Regions from separate parts of the Homo sapiens genome. Here region 1 is linked to region 2. A link is an interaction called in ENCODE POLR2A ChIA-PET data of the cell type or tissue named here. Cell type or tissue: endothelial cell of umbilical vein. All regions are shown on one strand. Each heading gives the region's core, and the rest is flanking DNA. Links, peaks and the distances in the headings are about the cores only.

Region 1 (9,983 bases), core at 1,704-6,703, 390 kb before region 2:
GATTATACACATGATCTTCGTAAGAATATATATACATTTACTACATTACACAGTCACCTAGATGTAACACTATGAGAAAAAAAAAACGGACTTAATCTTTATGCTTTGTTGAAAAGATGTTAAGAGACCAGTGTAGTCCTTGACGCTTCTGAAGTTCCAAAGAGTAAACTCGGAAGACAGAGAGGAAACTGACCTACTAGCGATTCCTCTCACGCACACAAAGGTTGGACTGCAGAGAAAATGCCCTTTGGTCTCATGCAGCTTTCCTCCTCCCTCCCTGGGCTTAGCACACCTTGCACTTTTCCAACTCGGGATCTTCTCGCATCACATTCTCAGCCTGGGCCTCCTCTCCTCTGCTCTGTACATAGCTGCCTCCTCACGCCACCAGCTTCTACTAAAAGGTCACTGCCACCAATTGACCATGAATCTGAATAAAGCCACCCTCCCCCCCGACATCTCCTCTGAATCCTCCATATCACAGTTCATAATTCCATGTGAATCTATTTACTTTTTAATTATCACTGTCCCCATTAGATTTTGGCTTCTGTGAAGGCAGGGGCCATGTCTCTTTATTCACTGCTGTTCACCCATATTCCACCAGCACCTGGCACAGGAAAGTGCCATTAAGTATCTGGTGGCTGAGTGGATATGGCAATGGGGGTGAGACAGTGTGCTCCTGTGGTGTGTCAGTGAGTGGGCGACGGGGTGATGGAGAAAACTGGAACACAGACCAGGACAAACGCAAAGTAGCATGTGTGATATTCTTGCACAGACTTAATATTTCCAAGTCAGTTATACGCATTTGTTGGCTATCTATACCTGAAATAAAAAAATAAACAAAACACGGCCACAAGGACCTACAGTATAACACAGAAGATAAAATATATTTTAATAATTACATGTAAAGTCTGCTAGGAGTGTATTTTTAAATCCAGGAAAAAAAAGTAAAAGAAAAAAATGTTCCACAGTTCTGAAGGTGGGCAGGTTACTTCTGCCTGTGGGCGTGGGGCTTCAAAGGGCAACATTGGAAGGAGGTTTTGCAGGATGCATAGGAGTTGCATAGGTGGAAGATGGGGAGACCTTCTGGAGGGAGGAACAGCTTGAGTAAAGGCAGTAAGTGAGAAAGCCCAGGACTTTGCTGAGAATGTGCTTTCACCCAGTGCTATCCTGTAGAAATGTAATGTGAGTCACATTTTTCTAGTAGCCACATTAGAGAAGTAAAAACGGGTAAAATTAACTTTTTAAAATTACATTTTATTTATTTAACCCAATATTAATATTCAATATTTTGGATATCCAAAATGTTATTCCAACAGATCAACAATATAAACGATTATTGAGGTATTTTACACTCTTTTTTTCAGAACGCTAAAAATCCAATGTGTGATTGACACACTGCACATCTCAATTCAGACTAGCCACATTTCAAGTGCTCGGTAGCCACATGCGGCCAGAGGCCCTCATACTGGACAGGTCTAGTGCCATAGCGGGAGTGGGTTTAAGCAGGCCCACCCTGAAAGATAGCAGGATGCAGCAGACAGCGGGTGAACTTGGAACAAGCGTATTTAATATTGTTTTCAGCACGTAAGTTGATGGAAATAAAGCTCAAAGGTGGGGAGGCACTGAAGGCTCAGGGAGCAGTGTTGGAGCAGAGGTTTATAAATGTCAGACCCACAGGGAGGGTGCCCAGGCAAGGCTGGCAGGCACCAGACGCAGGCCCCAGCAACCACAGCTGTGTGCAGCGCTCTGATGCCTGGCCACAGCTGACGGGACAGAGGCACCTGGCCCAATTTGACTAATGAGAAATTTCCAAGAAATTTGGTACTAGTTCAGTTTATTCAGGTCTCTTGAATGGAGGAGATGTAAATACTTGGGAAATGCCGGAGACACCTCCCACCGCGGAACTGAGCCGCGGAGAAAAGCAAGCTGCAGAGAAAGAGGAAGCAGATGTGCAGAGAGGCGGAGATGGAGGAGTGGCTGGGAAGGTCGCCTGTGTCCCGCCGGCTTCCAAGTTCCAGAGCCTTCCGGAGCCTCTTCTGAAATCCTGCCCCCTGGCTTCCCAAGATGTCCCTTGCCCTTAAACTGTAATAAATCTCTCTCCCCCGAGCCCTCGCCCTCTTTCAGAACACTGGTTTCTATTCCGTAGAACAAAAGATTTAGAAGGTCTTAAGAAATACCATCAGCACAAGGCTTTAGGACACGCCATGGTTTTGCCTCCCTACCTAGGGACCCGGCACAGGGGCGGGAAGGGAGGAATCTGGGAGAGCTGAGATTCTAGGGCTTTGGTTACCGGTGGAGCGGGAGGGGGGTTCGGGAGATGGCTGAGGTTTTGAGCCTGTGGCTGGGAAAGTGATGATGTCCTTCACAGAGAGGGGAGTGGTGGCAGAGGGAGCAGGGCCCTAAGGGAAACTGACGCCTGTGCAGCACGAACCCCACTCGCGTCCTGTCTGCCTGGACTGCCGCCGTGGGGACTTCTGCAGCCCCCGCCCCTGGCGGAGGGGACGGGGGCTGGGGCTGCTCCCACCACCGCAGGCGGCCCGCAGTGCCCGGCCTCAGCGTCCCTGGGGCTCTGGGTTGCAGGCTTTGGCTGATGGCTGAGGGCTCTGGACGCAACGAAGAGTCACTTCTGGTGTCCACTTCGGGATCTGTCTGACACTTTTTCTCCTTCCTGCACCCTGTAGCACCTGCTCCTTATACCTTATTCCCTGCTTCTGCTCACCTCCCTGCTCTTCTTCCCTTCTGCGGCCCATTGGAGTGAGCAGGGAAGTGACGCTTTTCATGTCCCAAAGCTGGGAGACCCCATTTGAGCCAGAGGAAGAAAAACTAACAGACTCTGTCCACATCAGCTTTCAGCAACGTGCACGTGGGTGCACACACACACTCATGCACATGCACACACACACACATGCATTCATTCGCTCCTTCTCCCCACCGCTATCCCTCCCTCTCCCCTCTCCTCTCTCCCCTCTCCCTTCTCCCCTCTGGAGACTTAACACACTTTTTGACAGATAAAGGATCTCTCTCTCTCTCTCTCTCTCTCTCTCTCTCTCTCTATTCCCCACCGCCTGCTTTCGCCCTATCCCCAAATCAGCCAGACTTAGCTAGCAACACGCTTCCCTTGGAGTGGATCCCTCAAAAATTTCCAGCCACACCAGGAAAAGCAATGGCAGATAACGCCCAAACTCCCTGGTCATGCTTTCTCTTGGCTCTCCAGTCCAAGGCTGCATTCTCTACCTGACACACACATGGTCACCATGCACCCCACACACCCACTCCATGTTCCATGCACAGTTTAAAAAGCACGTTGCCTCTTCGCAGTGCTTCTGCATTTGCTGGCTGCAGGCAAGAGAGGAGAAAATGTATTCAGCTTCCTCTGTCTACCTTGCCTGCCTAGCCTGTCTCAGCCTGTTCTCTAAGGGCCTTTGGGGTATTGATCCTAAAAGCTTCTGCAAAGGGAATCATAATGGGAATTTCATAGCCAAGGAAACTGAGTCACTTGAGGTCAAGGGCTGCAGGAGCCTTGTTTTCCAAGAGCCCTCAGCACTTACAACCTAAGAGGCTCTGTGTCCTGTTCTCCAGCCCAGTGGCCTCCAAACATTTTTAATTGCTTGACTCATCCATAAAACTTTTTGAGCATCCACCCCCAGTATATACATATTTATTTATAAATTATAATCACATAAACTACATGTCTAACATTATTTATACTACAAATAGACATTATAGTAGATGTAACAGACATACTCAAAATATAGAAACTGTAAAAGGAGAAAACAAAGAATAAATATAACTCAACATTCTATTATGTTCTTCCTGCGCCCAGTGGATCCTCTTGTGCACCTCCTGGAATATGCACCTGTTTGAAAACACTGCGTTTACCCACCGGCCCTTTCACGGGTCATCTCTGTGGTAGACTGTGCGGTTCTCTGACCCTTCCAGTTGCCCTTCCTTTCCAGACAGACAGAAGGACCCTACTCTCCAACCCATGAAGTAAGGAGTGGCTGCATCACTTGCTCTGTCCAGCAAATGGGTCCCTTCTGATTCGGAGCATCAAGAACTTCCCATGCCCTCTCTCATCTTCACCACAAAGAACCCTGAAGCCTCATGTTGGATGGTAGAGTCATAAGATGGTCATCCAGGTTGACTTGAGTGGCTAAAGTGAGCAGCCATGTTGGATTTAAGATATGGGGGGTTTCGTTACATCAGCACAACCTAGCTTCTCTTGACTGATCCTATTTGTAAAGAACCCGATTGCCACCTTGGGCATGGGTTTGTTCTCTGAGGCTTGCTCCCTCCCAGCTGTCATGCTGAGAGGGTGCTTCTCAGTAGTGACAGGGAGCCACAGTGCCACAGAGGAAAAGCACGGGGTGGTTTGAGGGATGGGGTCAGAATGTAAGAAACGGCTCAGAGTCTGAAGACTGATCAGGAAGGCACTATGTGGGTAGACTTGCTCCAGGAACTGATGGGTGCTTTCCACTCTTATCCCAGGGCCATCCCTGAACCCTGGGCTACAGAGCTTCAAGCCAGAGAGTGAAAAATGCCTCTGTATTCCCTGTTTCTGCATGTCCTATGTCTTCCTAATGGTAAGGAGTTTGATTTCAGACCAAATACATAAATTATTTTCCTTTAGGCCATTCTTTCAGCAAATAAGGCAGTAATTACTGTCTCTTAGAAATTTTCACAGTAATTAAATTGGAAGAGTATCTACATCACTGAGGCTTCCTCCCATGAAATCTAAAACACTGACAACCCATTTCCCAAATGCCTCCCAGTCTGGTTGATCCAAGGACTGCTACTGAATTACACTGTGGGATCCCAAGTGGATAAGAAGAGGAGATTAGAAATTCAGAACTCTCTCTTAAACCTGATATATGACCTAAAATGTTTCTCCAGCTACCAGAATAGAAACTAAATAAGAGTTGTTTATACCAGATAGAATCTTTTTCTCTGCAGGTCTTGGGCTGGTAGGGCAACTCTGCTGAACAGTATTGTTTCTGCTTCATTCTTTCTCCTCTGCCACCTTTACCATTGAGCTTCCTTCTCACTATGTAAGGTGGCTGCTCCAGTTACCACCTCCAGGCCCACTTTCCAGGCAGGAATCAGAGCAGGAAGGCAGACCCTTCATCTTATGGGTGCAAACCAGAAATTGCCCACATCATTCCTGCTCAGGTCTCATGGGCCAGAATTGAGTCGTATGGCCAAACTCAGCTGCAAGGGAGCCTGGGAAATGCAGTCCCTAGCTGGGCAGCCATTGGTCAGATAAATTTAGGTGCTATTACTAAAGGAATATTAGTGGACACCTAGCAGCCTCTGGCTTCCTGGCAAGCCATGTGGCCTTCCTCAGGAAGCTTTTCCTCCTACCTCACCATGGCCCATGAACTCCTATACTGTTATTCTTCAGCATTCATCACGGTGCTGGGTGAATACCTGCTTACTCCTCTCTATGTCCCATTAGGGGAAGCTTCATGAAGGCAGAGGCCATGTTCATTCTGTCTGTTTACTATTGCATCTCCAGGCCCTGGCACTTGGTAGGTTCTTAATAAATATGTGTTGACCAAGTGAACTATTTCACAAATGATTATGTGAAAAGATAATTGTAATTAACCTCTGACTGTTCTCTGCCTTTCACTCCCTGCTTCCCTCCAGTTCTGCCTAACTTGGTCTGCCTCTCCGGTTTTTCCTCCTTGTCCTCTAGGCCAGGCTCATTCAGGCCAGACAACTGCTTTGGGCTTTTGTAATGCAAGATTGTGAGGCAAGGAGCAGCCAGAAAAGTAGCAGAAGGTTTATGTTGGGAGGACAGAATCATGACATTCTCTGTTTAGCCCCCATGAAATATTTTAAATTCCATTTACAAATTAACAATTTTAATTAGAGACAAGAAGATTATATCATATACATGAAATATATCACAATCATGCATTCCTGTCCAAAAAGATTACTGTGAAATTAAACATAAAAAGTGATTTCTGGTAGCCTGGGCTCCATGAGAGAAGTGGACAGGAAAGAAAAGTAGGTTTCAGAAGTATCACTATGGACATCATGAAATTAAAAAATGCAAGAAGAGGACAGAAATTATTTGGAAATTTTTTAAATTCATTAGACTGTATTTCTATGACCCAGACACTGCCTGGTAACTAGACAAGTTGTGGCTCAGAAGGAAATGACTCAGAACAGTGGGAAAATGTCAGCGAAGTGTAAATCCCAAAAAACCTTCTTAACCAAGATTTCCGCCTGTTTTGAATCCTTAGGAAAAAGAACCCTTAAAAAGAGTGAAGTATATGTGTATGTTTCTCAAACTTTTCCAGATAGTATCAAGCCTGGAAATCATGACATTCTCTGGCTAGCCCCCAAGAGATATTTTAAATTCCACTTACAAATCAACAATTTTATATGGGGACAAGAAGATTATACCATATACATGAAATACAATCTCACGACCATGCATACCTGTCCAAAAAGATTAACTGCCAGATTAAACATAAAAAGTGATTTCAGAATTTTTCTGTTAATACTTATTTGCTACTGTTTCATCAGCTTTATTGCTGTTGTCATTTGTGCTTGCTGGTATGTAAGCAACTCAAAAATCAAAGGAAACATCTATGGAAGAAAAACTGTAAACAGAGAAAGTTCTGTGAATTGACTAAATGTTTTGTATTAATCAGGAAAATATCTCTAGATTACAAGGCCCATGAACAAAGTGGCAATGACTGTCTTATTCATGGCTCCATTTCAGTTCCTGGTTAGTGTATCTGGCATATTCTAGAAGCTAAGCAAAGATGTGTGATCAACTACTTGATTTTAGCTATTGAACCTGCCTCACTCCAACTATCAGACTACTGGAACATAATTGGAGAACTACTAGGTAACAGCAGGACTCCTTGTTGTCCATTTTTCTTTTTTGGTTTTTGAGACGGAGTCTCGCTCTATTGCCCAGGCTGGAGTGCAGTGGTGCGATCTCAGCTCACTGCAAACTCCGCCTCCCGGGTTCATGCCATTCTCCTGCCTCAGCCTCCTGAGTAGCTGGGACTACAGGCGCCCACCACCATGCCCAGCTAATGCTTTTTGTATTTTTAGTAGAGATGGGGTTTCACTGTGTTAGCCAGGATGGTCTCGAGCTCCTGACCTCATGATCAGGCTGCCTCAGCCTCCCAAAGTGCTGGGATTATAGGCGTGAGCCACCGCGCCTGGCCCATTTTTCTTAATAAGCTCTTTTTTGATGGTACCATGTTTAAGACTACAGGGTCACATGATCACCTACCAGTCTTGAAAGACATAATGACACATTCAGTATGCACGTTCTCATAATCCCACCTACTCTTGTGATTTCTGAGGTGACCCTGGATAAGCGGCCTGCCTCTGATTAGGATTTCTGAGAAGGTTCTTGTTGTTCTGTTTAGTTTTTGTTTCTTTGTTCAAGGTCTTAAAATGTTAAGATAATAACAAAACATGATAAATGCCATTGGTATTTATATTTGCAAAGTCCAAAATATTTGAGTTTTTAAATTTATTTTATATAACATCTTTACTCTTATTAATTTGTTTTTAATTATATAACTAGTGCATTGAGGATGCTTTAGGGTTATTAAAATCCAAACAATAAAATCAAAAGTCTCCTTAATTACCATGTCAAGCCCAGTCCTCTCTCCCAAGCTAACAACATTGCCCTGGTTTATAACCTTCCAGACTCTTCCCTGTGCTTTGACATACATAAATGTATATGTACTTAGAGAGATTTGTAGTTTTTGTCTTGTTCTCATTATTATTTCTATAAATGATGTAATAGGATACCTTTTGCTCTGCTACTTGCTGTTTTCATTTGGAATATGTCTTAAAGCCCTTTCCACATCCGCTCATATAACTCTACCCTATATTTTTAACCATTTGTCTTAGTCGTTCGGGCTGCTATCACAGAATACCATCAACCGGGTGGCTTAAACAATAGACATTTATTTCTCACAGGTCTGGTGGCTGAAAGTCCAAGATCCAAGTTCTGACCAATTTAGTATCCAGTAAAGGCCTGCTTCTTGGTTTGCAGATGGCCTCCTTCTTGCTGTATCCTCGCAGGGCAGAGAGATCATCTCTCTCATGTCTTTTCTTATAAGGGCACTAATTTCATTCATGAGGGCTCCACTCTCATGAGTAAATCACATCCCAAAGGCCCTACCAACAAATACCATCACACTAGGGCTTCAACATATGAATTTTAGGGAGACAAAAGCATTCAGTCCATAGCACCATTCCATGCTATTCTATAATTCAAGTGAACCATAGTTTACTTACCTAGTCCCTAACTGCTGGTCATTTAGGTGATTTTTAATCTCTTGGTTTTTTTTTGTTTTTTTTTTTTGGTTTTTTTGTTTTTTTTTTTAGATGGAGTCTCACTGTCTCGCCCAGGCTGGAGTGCAATGGCACAATCTTGGCTCACTGCAACCTCCGCCTCCTTGGTTCAAGCGATTCTCCTGCCTCAGCCTCCCAAGTAGCTAGGACTACAGGCGCATGCCACCATGCCCAGCTAATTTTTGTATTTTTAACAGAGACGGGGTTTCACCATGTTGGCCAGGATGGTCTCCATCTTTTGACTTCATGATCTGCCCGCCTCAGCCTCCCAAGGTGCTGGGATTACAGGCATGAGCCATCGCACCTGGCCAATCTCTTAGTTTTTATACATTGCTGCAAAGGTATCTTATTTGAGGCCCACCATATACATGGGCAAGTGTTACTCTAGGAAAAAATAGTGAGAAATGAAATTGCTGGGTCAAAGGACATGAACACTTAAAATTGCCATAAATACTGATAAATAGCATTCTGAAGTGGCTGCACCAATTTACTCTCCCACAAGCAAGTTATGAAAGAACCAGTTTCCCTAAACCTCTGCCATCATCATCAAACTTTAAAACCATTTCAAATCGAATTAGTGAAAATGGTTTCCCACTGTTGTTTTATTTTGCCCAGGAGTATTCTGAATGTGGAAAGTCAACTACATTGCTGCTATTTAACATAATTTTTCTAACTCTATTTCTTGCCCTCTTCTCCCCATAAATAGGAGACTTTACCTAAGTAGATAGTAGTAGCAGAGACAGCTAGCTATCCTCCTAATCTCTTTTCCTTGGGCACACACCTAGACTGTGTTTCCCAGACTTCTTGGTGGTTGTGTAGAGACTTACTACTGGGTTCTAGCCATTGAAATGTAAATGGAGTGATGTGTACCGCTTCCAGGACTGGCCTATAAAAACCTTCCGCACACAATCTTCCATGCTGTCCTCTCTTCCACTGGCTGGATATAAACAAGCATGATGAGCGTAGAAGCCACATGTTGAGGATGGCAGAAATACAGAGGAAAGAGGAAAGATGCCTGGGTCCTTGAGTCACCACTTGAAAAAGAGCTATTCGCCAATCCTGAACAACTGTTTTGGATTTAATGTGAGCAAGAATTATTCAAGCATTTGTGGGGTTATTTATTATTATTACAGCAACCACCAGTATTGTGGTGAGGATTAGCTCATTAAAATGATTGCAAATGCTATAAAAAACATTGGGAAAATAATCAGGGAGTCATCCTGGGCATATAGGTATACCTCCCAGCACAGAATACTCCATCTTACAAACTGTCTAAAGAATTAGGAGCTATCTGAAGGAAAAAAAAAAAAATCCCTGGCCTATGTCACAGGTTAGCTAAGAAAAGAGATTTCTTCCATTTTCTGGTCCCCACTGTGACCTAAGAACTACTTCCCAGATGACTCCAGTTGTTGGTCAGCGCATCAGGCTTGAGGGACCCTGTTCCCTTGGAAATGTCCTGTCAGACATCAGAGTCAATTACTGCAGAGAGTCTAGATGCTGCAGAATTGTTTCATCTGAGGTCAACGACTATTTAAAATGCCATTTGCTATTAGGAAGCTGCCCTCGAGCTCAGGGCCAGGGGTGAAGCTACCACATGGTTACCAGGTTATCTGTTGAAGTTGACTTTCTGTGGCATGGAGAAATTG
Region 2 (9,983 bases), core at 2,491-7,490:
GGAACTAGACCTATGCATCTCTTATTAGTGTGGGATCAAGAAAAGATCCAACAACCATATTTACTTATTTTCTCAGAATTAAGATCAACATTCATTTTGTTTAATGTGCTCATTTTTAAAAAGGAATTTGAAAATCAGGTCAGCATACAGAATCAAGAAACAAAAATCACAAAAGTATACGCTATATAATTTTTTAAGCCCAAAGCTCAGTCACTGATTTTCGCTTCTCATGGAGTTTTCATTTCAATCTACAAATTTATTTGATTTTCCTTTTTTTGTATGTAACAAGCAAAAGGCAAACATCAAGTTATCCTTCAAAAAAATGAAGGAATGGTCAAATTCAATAATCAACAAGTATTTATTTAGTATCTACTATATAGAGGGTATTGTTTTACTTATAAAGCTAGAAATGTCACAAAGCTGTTTTATTTCTTCTGTGACATTTGATCTTATGGCACAATTATACATTTATAGATAAGGTGTAATACTCACCAGTTAACTAAATCACATTTACGCCAGATCTGCTGTGGCAATTTTAGAAATACTGAGTCCACTCCAGGGCAATTAGAGTATTCCCAGCTATATCATATCTCACCTATTGCATATCTGTTGTATCTCGCCAGCTACATATAGGTCTCAGTGACAGGATTTTGTATGTACAGACAACTAACAAAGAACATTATTAAGTTACAGATTTCTTAAACTATATTAACTTAACATTAACCTAAAATGATCTGGCAAGAATTAAAGTATCTAAACTCCCATAGTACTAACACAAAAAGACTATTCCATCCCACTAGTAACCACCCATCTAAAATAAATGAAAATAGGCCGGGCGCAGTGGCTCACGCCTGTAATCCCAGCAGTTTGCAAGGCCAAGGCAGGCAGATCACCTGAGGTCCAGAGTTAGAGACCAGCCTGACCAACATGATGAAACCCTGTCTCTACTAAAAATACAAAAATTAGCCAGGCATGGTGGCACACACCTGTAATCCCAGCTACTTGGGAGCCTGAGGCACAAGAATCCCTTGAACCTGGGAAGGTAGAGGTTGCAGTGAGCTGAGATCGCGCCGCTGCACTCCAGCCTGGGCAACAGAGCAAGACTCCGTCTCATAAATAAATAAATAAATAAATAAATAAAAAAATAAATAAAATTAATGAAAATACTAGCCAAATAAACAGATACGAGCAACCATGGTCATATGGGCATAACACAACACTGGTTTAACTACTATGTTCCCAAAGTTTGCAACAGTGAGAAAAAAACAAGGATTCATACTGGTGGTGAATTAAGTAACACAATTTCTTGAGGGCAATTTGACAATAATAATATTTAGTATAACCTTTGACCTAGTAATTCCATTTCTAGGGATTTACCCTAAGGAAATAACACTGGATATGTGTAAATTTAATAATAAGGATATCCAATGCAGAGTGTTCATAAAAGTGAAACATTCTGAACCATTTATTTGGAACCGTAAATGTCTAATAGTGAACTACAATTAAGTTATTTATATATGTACTGACAACATATTTTTATGATATATTATGAGCAAAAATAAAGCAGCTCATAAAAATAGTAAGGACACTATAATACCACTTGTTATTTTTTTTCTCCTGTGTGTATAAGCCTGTGTACCAAAATATTTACCGTGGTTTTGTGTGAATAGTGAGATTATAGATGATTTTCATTTTCTTAACTTTGTTTGGCTGCATTTCTCTAATTTTCTAAACAGTGTGAGTTATTTTTGTAACTAGAAAAAAATACTTATTACTATCATGTGCCTTGTGATTTTCACTTTGATCTATATTGATAGGTACTAGGAAGCTGTTACAGGTGGGGTAATGATAAAACACAGAAGAGCAGACCAGGCTAATAAAGAATTGACAATGGCACAAGGTAAGAGAGAGAAGCAAGCAGGGGCAGACCTAGGAGAGACCCACTTGATTGTGCCCATGTCTTTAGTTATTGTCTCGTTCTCAGTCTCTTTTTGGACATATACCATAACTCAATTCTACCATGGGATTAGTTAAACTGACTTCTAAGTTGGACAGTTTTAAATCTTAGTTTTATTTGAATTTTACCTTTACTTATAAGCTAGCTTTTCTGACACTCACCTTTTGAGACCCTAGCAAGCAGGTCAGTGTCCAGAAACCAATCCTAACGGAATGGCTGGCCCCGCACCAGCAGTGTGCAGAATGGCAGCAGTATCATCACTACGGCTGCTCACTCCAGGTCCCTCCAACATTTAAAGACACAAGGGTAGAGAGAAACTAGCCACTCTCTGGACCTCCTTAGGGATGCCCTGCTACATCTCTGCTGAGCCTCCCTGTCTCCTCCCATGCTACAATATACGTGTCCCAACTTTCTGATTTTTAGCTTCCTGATTAATTTACTTGCCCTTTGAAAATGTCCTCTAATTCATTACAGCCTTCCTGGAATTACTCTCTGGCTTCTCAACATCTGATATTATATGTCCCATAAACAACAGGACTATTATATTAAAACCATGAATTAGATCCGAGCATCCTATTTCTCCCCAAGCCTATTAACAAGATGTTCTACAGGTTGAATCTCATTTAATTTGCCATTTACAGGATAACCTTTCCAGGTATGTCTCTCAAGTCCTTCCTGTTATTCTGGATACCTCTTAATATCTGTTATGTTGGGGGAAATCATCTGAATGAAGTAAGAAAATTGATTCTGTTTCTTTCCTAATGGAAAAAAACCTGAGGAGATAAGAATAGTGCAACCAATTCATGACTGGACAACACCCTTAAGATGACTATCTTCCTAAGTGAAATGTGCATGGCCCCACACTGTGAAAAGCAATAAATATTTCTGTCTTTGAAATTACAAGATTGAGTGATCAAAGGGATCAAGTAAGAAGATTTCCTATTCTTCGACATTTTGCCATTAGTTATACAGTAAAAGACAGCTGTCTTTATGCATAGAACTGTCACCAAATGTTCCCAGACTCGGCAGATTAAGCTATCGATGGTTTTTAAGAGAAGAAAAAAAAAAACAATCAAAATGAGACTTTTCTGTATTCTACACACATGCAGAAAAGAAAAAAAAAAAAGAAAAAAAAAGCAATTTCATGGTGAAGGAAGGAGATATATTTATATGTCACAGCAAGGCCAAGAGTATTTCCAACAAAAATAAAAATCCCCTTTGCCACCTTCATAACATCTCAAAGTCTTACAATGCATAAGAATATGTTACATACATACATATATAACATTAGCCATATGAAATGTCTGAGACAAATTTAAATGACCACCGTAATAAAGAATTTGATCTTTTCTTTTTGTATTCTCTGTAGGCTTATGTCAGTAAACTAGAATAAACATGTTATTAAAAGAGAATCAATAGGAGGCTTTAAAATATACACTACCACAAAAGGTCAAGCCCTGGTATCGATTTTAATATAACATTTTTTGTGCAGCTTCCCAAAGGATTCTTTTCTAATATTGTTCTTCATTTTTCTCTCACTTTGTTCCCTGACTGGTGAATTTGTTGTTCTTGTCTGCAAAAAGCTGTCTAAAGCTGACTCTGCTGAGTATGTGTCATTCCTATGACAAGCTGCTGGCAAATGAAAAAACAAAAAAGACCAAAAAAAAAAAAAACAACAACAACAAAAACCAGAACACAAAGGTAGTCAGTGGGAGGACAGATACAAGAGGCCAAGAAGCAAGAGATAATCTTCAACTCAAAACGCACAAGGGCTGGCCACGGTGGCTCACACCTGTAATCCCAGCACTTTGGGAGGCCAAGGCAGGTGGATCACCTGAGGCCAGGAGCTTGAGACCAGCCTGGCCAACATGTGACACCCCATCTCTATTAAAAAACACAGAAATTGGCCAGGCACGGTGGTGTGCACCTGTAAGCCCAGCTAATCGGGAGGCTGAGGCAGGAGAATCGCTTGAACCCAGGAGGCAGAGGTTGCAGTGAGCCAAGATCGCGCCACTGCACTCCAGCCTGGGTGACAGTGCGAGACTCTGTCTCAAAAAAAAAAAAAAAAAAAAAGTACAGGAACACACTGAAACTCAGAACAATTTGCCATCCCAGGAAGCTCTGGGCTTTTGCCTTCTCTGGTGCCTGGAGAGAGCCCTGATTCCCAGAAGCCAGGGAGGCTGAGGGGGGCACGAGGAGAGAAGAGATGATCTCTCAGGTTACGACAAAAAAAAAAAAACTCTGTCACGAAACCAGGGAAAGAATGCAATGTTTCAAGATACAAATCCATGTTACGCCATGCACCTCTTGAATCTAAGGCACCAAATGTTCAAAGGACATCTGGAATCCCTTTGACAGGGTTCATGAGGGCAAAAGTATATGCTCAGAGACACAAGAGACTTCTTGACTTCTGTCCCAACAGACAAGGCTTAAAGACTTACACAACATACGCTCTGGTTCAGTCTCATGTAAAATGTAAGTGCAAACTATAGTACATGTTGTTCATGTCGTTTCAAATTTTGATTATGTTGTTAGCCAACAATAAAAATACTCTGAAAGCTTAGATGATATTCATATACTGTCAAGTTTCCACTTTTAGACAATGCTCATTAAAAATGAAGGAAACTGAGCAACTGTCTCAGGACAGGACCTGAAACCAAAAAAACACTGCTCCTGGAGTTATAATGCAGTCCTCATATCAGAAAATGAAAGCCAATTAAGCCTACTCAACAGGAAGACATGAATCACAGTCACTTCCTAAACACTATGAAAATCTGAAATGTTGGGAACGGGCTTGGAGTAAAAGAGAACTGGATTTGAACCTGATGCTGCCTGTTGTCAGGTCAAGGTACTTGCCCACTCCAAGCTACTTTTGTAAAATAAACCTGTAGAAAGCAGAGCTACCACATCCAATTGCTCCTCAGTTTGATGGCAGAGTGGGGGTCACCTAGCCTTGGATCCTGGAGGGGAATATGAGGAGCATCATCTTATAGGCCACAATACAGGCCAAAGCAGGCTTCATCAGAGGGCTCTCGGGGAGTTCAGAGCTAATATATACAAATATATGCACAGCGCACAGTACACAGTGGACAATCATTAAATGGCAGTTGCTATTGTCATATGATGATTCTCCTGTCTCTTTTGACTTTTGGACAAATTCTATCCCATTTTAATGTATTTAGCCACAACAGTAAAATATTATCGTAATTTAATATAAAATCCCTTTTTGGTACCTACTATATGACAGACAATGAATTTTGCCCTCATAGACTTTCTTTTATTTTGAGACAGGGTCTCACTCTTGTCACCCAGGCTAAAGTGCAGTGGCGTGATCTCGGCTTACTACAACCTCTGGCTCCCAGGTTCAAGCGATTCTCGTGCCTCAGCCTCCTGAGTAGCTGGGACTACGGATGCCTGCCACCATACCTGGCTAATTTTTGTATTTTTAGTAGACATAGGGTTTCGTCATGTTGGCCAGGCTGGTCTTGAACTCCTGACCTCAGGTGATCCGCCCGCCTCGGCCTCCCAAAGTGCTGGGATTACAGGCATGCCCAGCCCTCATAAACTTTTATATTCCAGTGCAGGAGACAGACAAGAAACAGAAAAAGAATACTATAAAGAAACATAAAGCAGGAAAAGGACAGCTAGGATGAGAGAACAGGAAAGAAAGAAGAGTTATTTTAGACAAAATGACCAGGGAAATCCTCTCTGTAGGGTTATTTGGGAAAAACTGTGATAGTAAGAGGGAGTCAGCCATGCAAAATATGAAGTGCAAATATTCTGGACAAGGAGCTATAGGCACAAACAGGTTTGGCAGCCGATGTGGCCGAAGTGTTCAATGAGAGGGTGGTAACATAGGAGATCCAAGTATCAGAGGGTGTAAATGTGTAACAATAGGTAGAGGACTTGAAGGTCAGAGAAAAGGACTTGGACTTTATGCTAAACCTAATGAAGCCATTAGAGGGTTTTAAGCAAAGAAAGTGACATGATTCAAAATGCATTTTTTTAAAGCCAACTAATGCTGCTTTGTGAAAAATAGAATGTGGCGGACAAGAATAGCCCAATGGAGGTGACTTTGTAATACTACAAATGAGAAATGGTAATGGCTTACACCAGGGTTTCTCGGCCTCGGAGCTATATCAACATTTTGAACTGAACAATTCTTTGTTGTAGAGGGGCTGTCCAGTGCACTGTAGGATGTTTAACAGCATTGCTGGCCTCTACCTATCAGATGCCAGTGGTACCCCCAATGTTAGGACAACCTAAAAGGTCTCCAGGTATGGCCAGAAGTCCCATGGGGAAGGGAGCAAAATCTCCAGCAGCTGAGAACCACTGGCTTAGCCTAAGGCAGGGGTGGCAAAGGTGAGAGGTAATTCATTTCTAATATATTTTAAAAGCAGAGACATTAGGGCCAATTCACTGGAAATGGGAAAACAGGGACATAAAGGCAGGAAGAATGAATTTGGAATCGTCAATAATAAAAAATCTTTAAAAAATTATTTTATCTTAGGACCAAGCTCTCTTGAGAATCTGTCTTTACAGTTAATATTCTTTCTGTTACGAAGAAACACTGACATTTACTTATTTATTTATTTATGCCTGACATTTATTGAATGGTTGATTGATTAATTGAGACAGAGTATTGCTCTGCCACCCAGGCTGGAGTGCAATGGCGCAATCTCGGCTCACTGCAACCTCAGAAAGTTGATAAGGGTTACAGAAAGTTGATGTTACCCTCAACTTTCTGTTACCCGCAATTTTCTGTTAGACTAGCATTATCCACATTTTCAGTAGTTTGAGGAGAGAGCTTTTCTAAGGCAAACTATGTAAGGCAAACCTATGTAGGGCTAAATAACATAAATTATAGAAACCCACTTGGGCTCCTTTTCTTTAATTCTATAAAAACTGAATTGTACAGCTGACAGATATATTCATAATGAAATGCACAATTTCCAACCTATTACAGCTAAATCTACAGTAATATTAATTTTTACCCACCATTTGACAGTATTTTGACAGTTTTATTTCAAAACATAGTCATGTGAGTTAAAAAACAAAACACAAAAAGTCCTTTCATTTGTGAAATTCTTTTCAATCTAAATTTCTTATTTATTGAGCTCCATAATTAAGGCATAGTTTACTGGTAAAACCTATAAAACATAAATCTTCAGGCCAGGCACAGTGGCTCACGCCTGTAATCCTAACACTTTGGGAAGCCAAGGCAGGCAGATGGCTTGAGCCTAAGAGTTCGAGACCAGCCTGGGCAACAAGGTGAATCCCTGCCTCTAACAAAAATACAAAAATTAGGCAGACATGGTGGCATGCACCTGTAGTCCCAGCTACTCGGGAGGTTAAGGTGAGAGGATGGCTTGAGTCTGGGAGACAGAGGGTGCAATGGGCTGAGATTGCACCACTGCACTCCACCATGGGCGACAGAGCCAAATCCTGTCTCAAAACTAAGAAAGAAAAGGAGGAGAGGGGAGGGGAGGGGAGGGGAAGAGAGGGGAGGGGAAGGGAGGGGAGGAGAAGAGAGGGGAGGGGAAGGGAGGGGAGGGGAGGCCAAACCTTCAATAACCGACATCAAAAGGTCAGGGCTGGGAGTGGTGTCTAACGCTTGTAATCCCACCACTTTGGGAGGTCAAGGTGGGTGGATCACCTGGGGTCAGGAGTTTGAGACCAGCCTGGCCAACATGATGAAACCCCGTCTCTACTAAAAATACAAAAATCATCTGGATGTGGTGTCGGGTGCCTGTAATCTCAGCTACTTGGGAGGCTGAGGCAGGAGAATCGCTTGAACCCAGGAAGCAGAGGTTGCAGTAAGCTGAGATCACACCCCTGCACTCCAGCCTGGGCAACAGAGCAAGACTCCGCCTCAAAAAAAAAAAAAAAAAAAAACATTCAGACAGACATATAATAGGTAACATTACTGCTGGATCAGAAAATAATTTAGCCTCTGAAACACAGTCTGATCGAGTGATGGTAAGTATGGGTGACTCCAGATGCCGACTGCCTGCGTTCAAATTCCAGCTCCTCTGCTTTCTGGCTATGTGGCTATAAGCAAGTGACCTCTGTGTTTCGGCTACTTCATCTACAAAGTGAGGAGACTAGCAGGTCAGAACCTGCCCCATAGGGCTGCTATGAAGGTTAAATAATCACATGTGCAAAGGGCTTGGACCAGTGCTTAGGACAAAAGAAGTATTCAAAACTGTTAGCTATTACTATTACAAATGATTACTTACTATTACATATTATTAGTAGTAGTAATATTACTTTTCTTAGGCAAAGTCTTCTTAAATGGCATTTATTATCAGATAGACGGTCTACTTGAATCTATATATGCTGACATGGGAAGAGAGATCACAATATATGACTGAGTAGAAAAAAGCACGTTATATAACATGCTCATTTTGTTTTAAAAAAACAAAATGATAAATAATCTAGGGTAAGAATGTATAAATGATTTTGTAGGGAGTAAGAATAAGGGAAAGGAGGGAGACAGAAAACTATTCATCTGTATTTACTGAATTCCTTTTATAGGTATGTATTTCCCTGGTAATTTTCTTTTTTTTTGTTAAAGAAACAAACACAATATCCATGTTTTCAGTTGTTTAAGGAATGAATTTCCTATGTCAAACCTACCTGGTTCGGTAGAAATAATGGAAGAATTGCAGAAACTCTGTTGCATAAGTGTTTCTTAACTAGTAGACACTTGTCACATTAGTGGTTTCAGTTGACTTTGTGGGGTACTTTTTTTGGTATCATTTGGTTTTAATCCAACAACCCCATCAGGAAGTCAAAATGCCCTGTAATTTACGGATTTTTATGAGATTTTTGTTTTAATCTAAATCAACCTTGACAAAATGGCACCAAGAAACAAGGAATTTAAAAGATCCATTCTGAGAAGTTGTGAAGAAACTTGAATTTAAATCAAGAATTGAAACATTTACATGGTTAATCTGTGTTTTAATGCTTTATACCTGACACCTAAATCACACTAAAATTGTTTGGGGGATAACTCAAAAAAAAAAAAAAAACCTTTCAAATGAAATGGTTGCAGCCTCAAGGATTCAGATTGTTTATATGTAAGGAAGCAATTGTAAATAGCATATAACTAACAATTGCTCCCATCGTGGCTGAATATTTTGACAGATAAATTCAATATTCTAGTTCCAACGGCAAATTGTCCCAGCAGCTAAGTTTTTAATTGATTTCAAAACATCTAAATTTGTAGACTAAATGTGATGACTGACTATCATACAAAAGGCAAATAAATACTAACAACAGACACTACAAGCCAAAAACCCAGCATATCAAGCAACACAAATATATAAAATAACAGAATAAGCCAGTCTTCCATTTTAAAAAAAAAAAAGTCTAAGAATGAATATAGAGAGAAACGTAAATATTTTTCCCCTCTGCAATCATTAATTAAAGTAATTCCTGCACTTCTTTATTGCTTCCTAACTCCAAGAAAGAAGTTAACAAATTCCCCCACCGTGAAAGGTGCCCAATTTGCTCTACTGAACTCAGGAAATCGCTAGTGAGCACACACGTGCCTCACTGACCAGCAGCAGATCCTCATCTCTAAAGTTCATGAGGCAGGGCACCAGCTGCTTCCACATACTCCCCGCTGTACTATTAAGAAAAATGTCCCAATCTTAAGCTAACGAGAACTGAACTCATGAGAAATTTAAACTGCCATTGTCACTGAAAATGTGCACAAACAAGCATTTAAAAGTCAGGTATAGAGCCAGGCACAGTGGCTCACGCCTGTAATCCCAACACTTTTGGAGGCTGAGGCAGGTGGATCACTCGAGGTCAGGAGTTTGAGACCAGCCTGTCCAACATGGCGAAACCCTGTCTCTATTAAAAATACAAAAAACTAGCTGGGTGTGGTGGCGCACACCTGTAATCCCAGCTACTTGGGAGGCTGAGGTAGGAAAATCACTTGAACCCAGGAGGCGGAGGTTGCAGTGAGCCTAGATTGTGCCACTGCACTCCAACCTGGGCGACAGAGCCAGACAAC

The links. Peaks named below come from ENCODE experiments on the same cell type or tissue, not always from the same donor. Only the 100,000 strongest peaks of a DNase experiment are listed, where the experiment ranks them.
Region 1: POLR2A ChIA-PET joins it to region 2 with 5 read pairs; 1 of 35 experiments calls an interaction of 5 or more read pairs at or near these places.

Annotation. Positions count from the first base shown.
Region 1 is chr7:132,612,912-132,622,894 of GRCh38, forward strand. It overlaps a transcript of PLXNA4 not described here. Among named protein-coding and RNA genes, the nearest start is that of FLJ40288, 31 kb to the right of the region's middle. In endothelial cell of umbilical vein, for the core only: no CTCF peak of the experiment used is centred there; DNase peaks (open chromatin) are centred at 2,000 and 6,250; H3K27ac peaks cover 1,233 bases.
Region 2 is chr7:133,005,355-133,015,337 of GRCh38, forward strand. The region is part of intron 3 of CHCHD3 (coiled-coil-helix-coiled-coil-helix domain containing 3); the gene reads right to left. Among named protein-coding and RNA genes, the nearest start is that of MIR3654, 25 kb to the right of the region's middle. In endothelial cell of umbilical vein, for the core only: no CTCF peak of the experiment used is centred there; a DNase peak (open chromatin) is centred at 4,697; H3K27ac peaks cover 773 bases.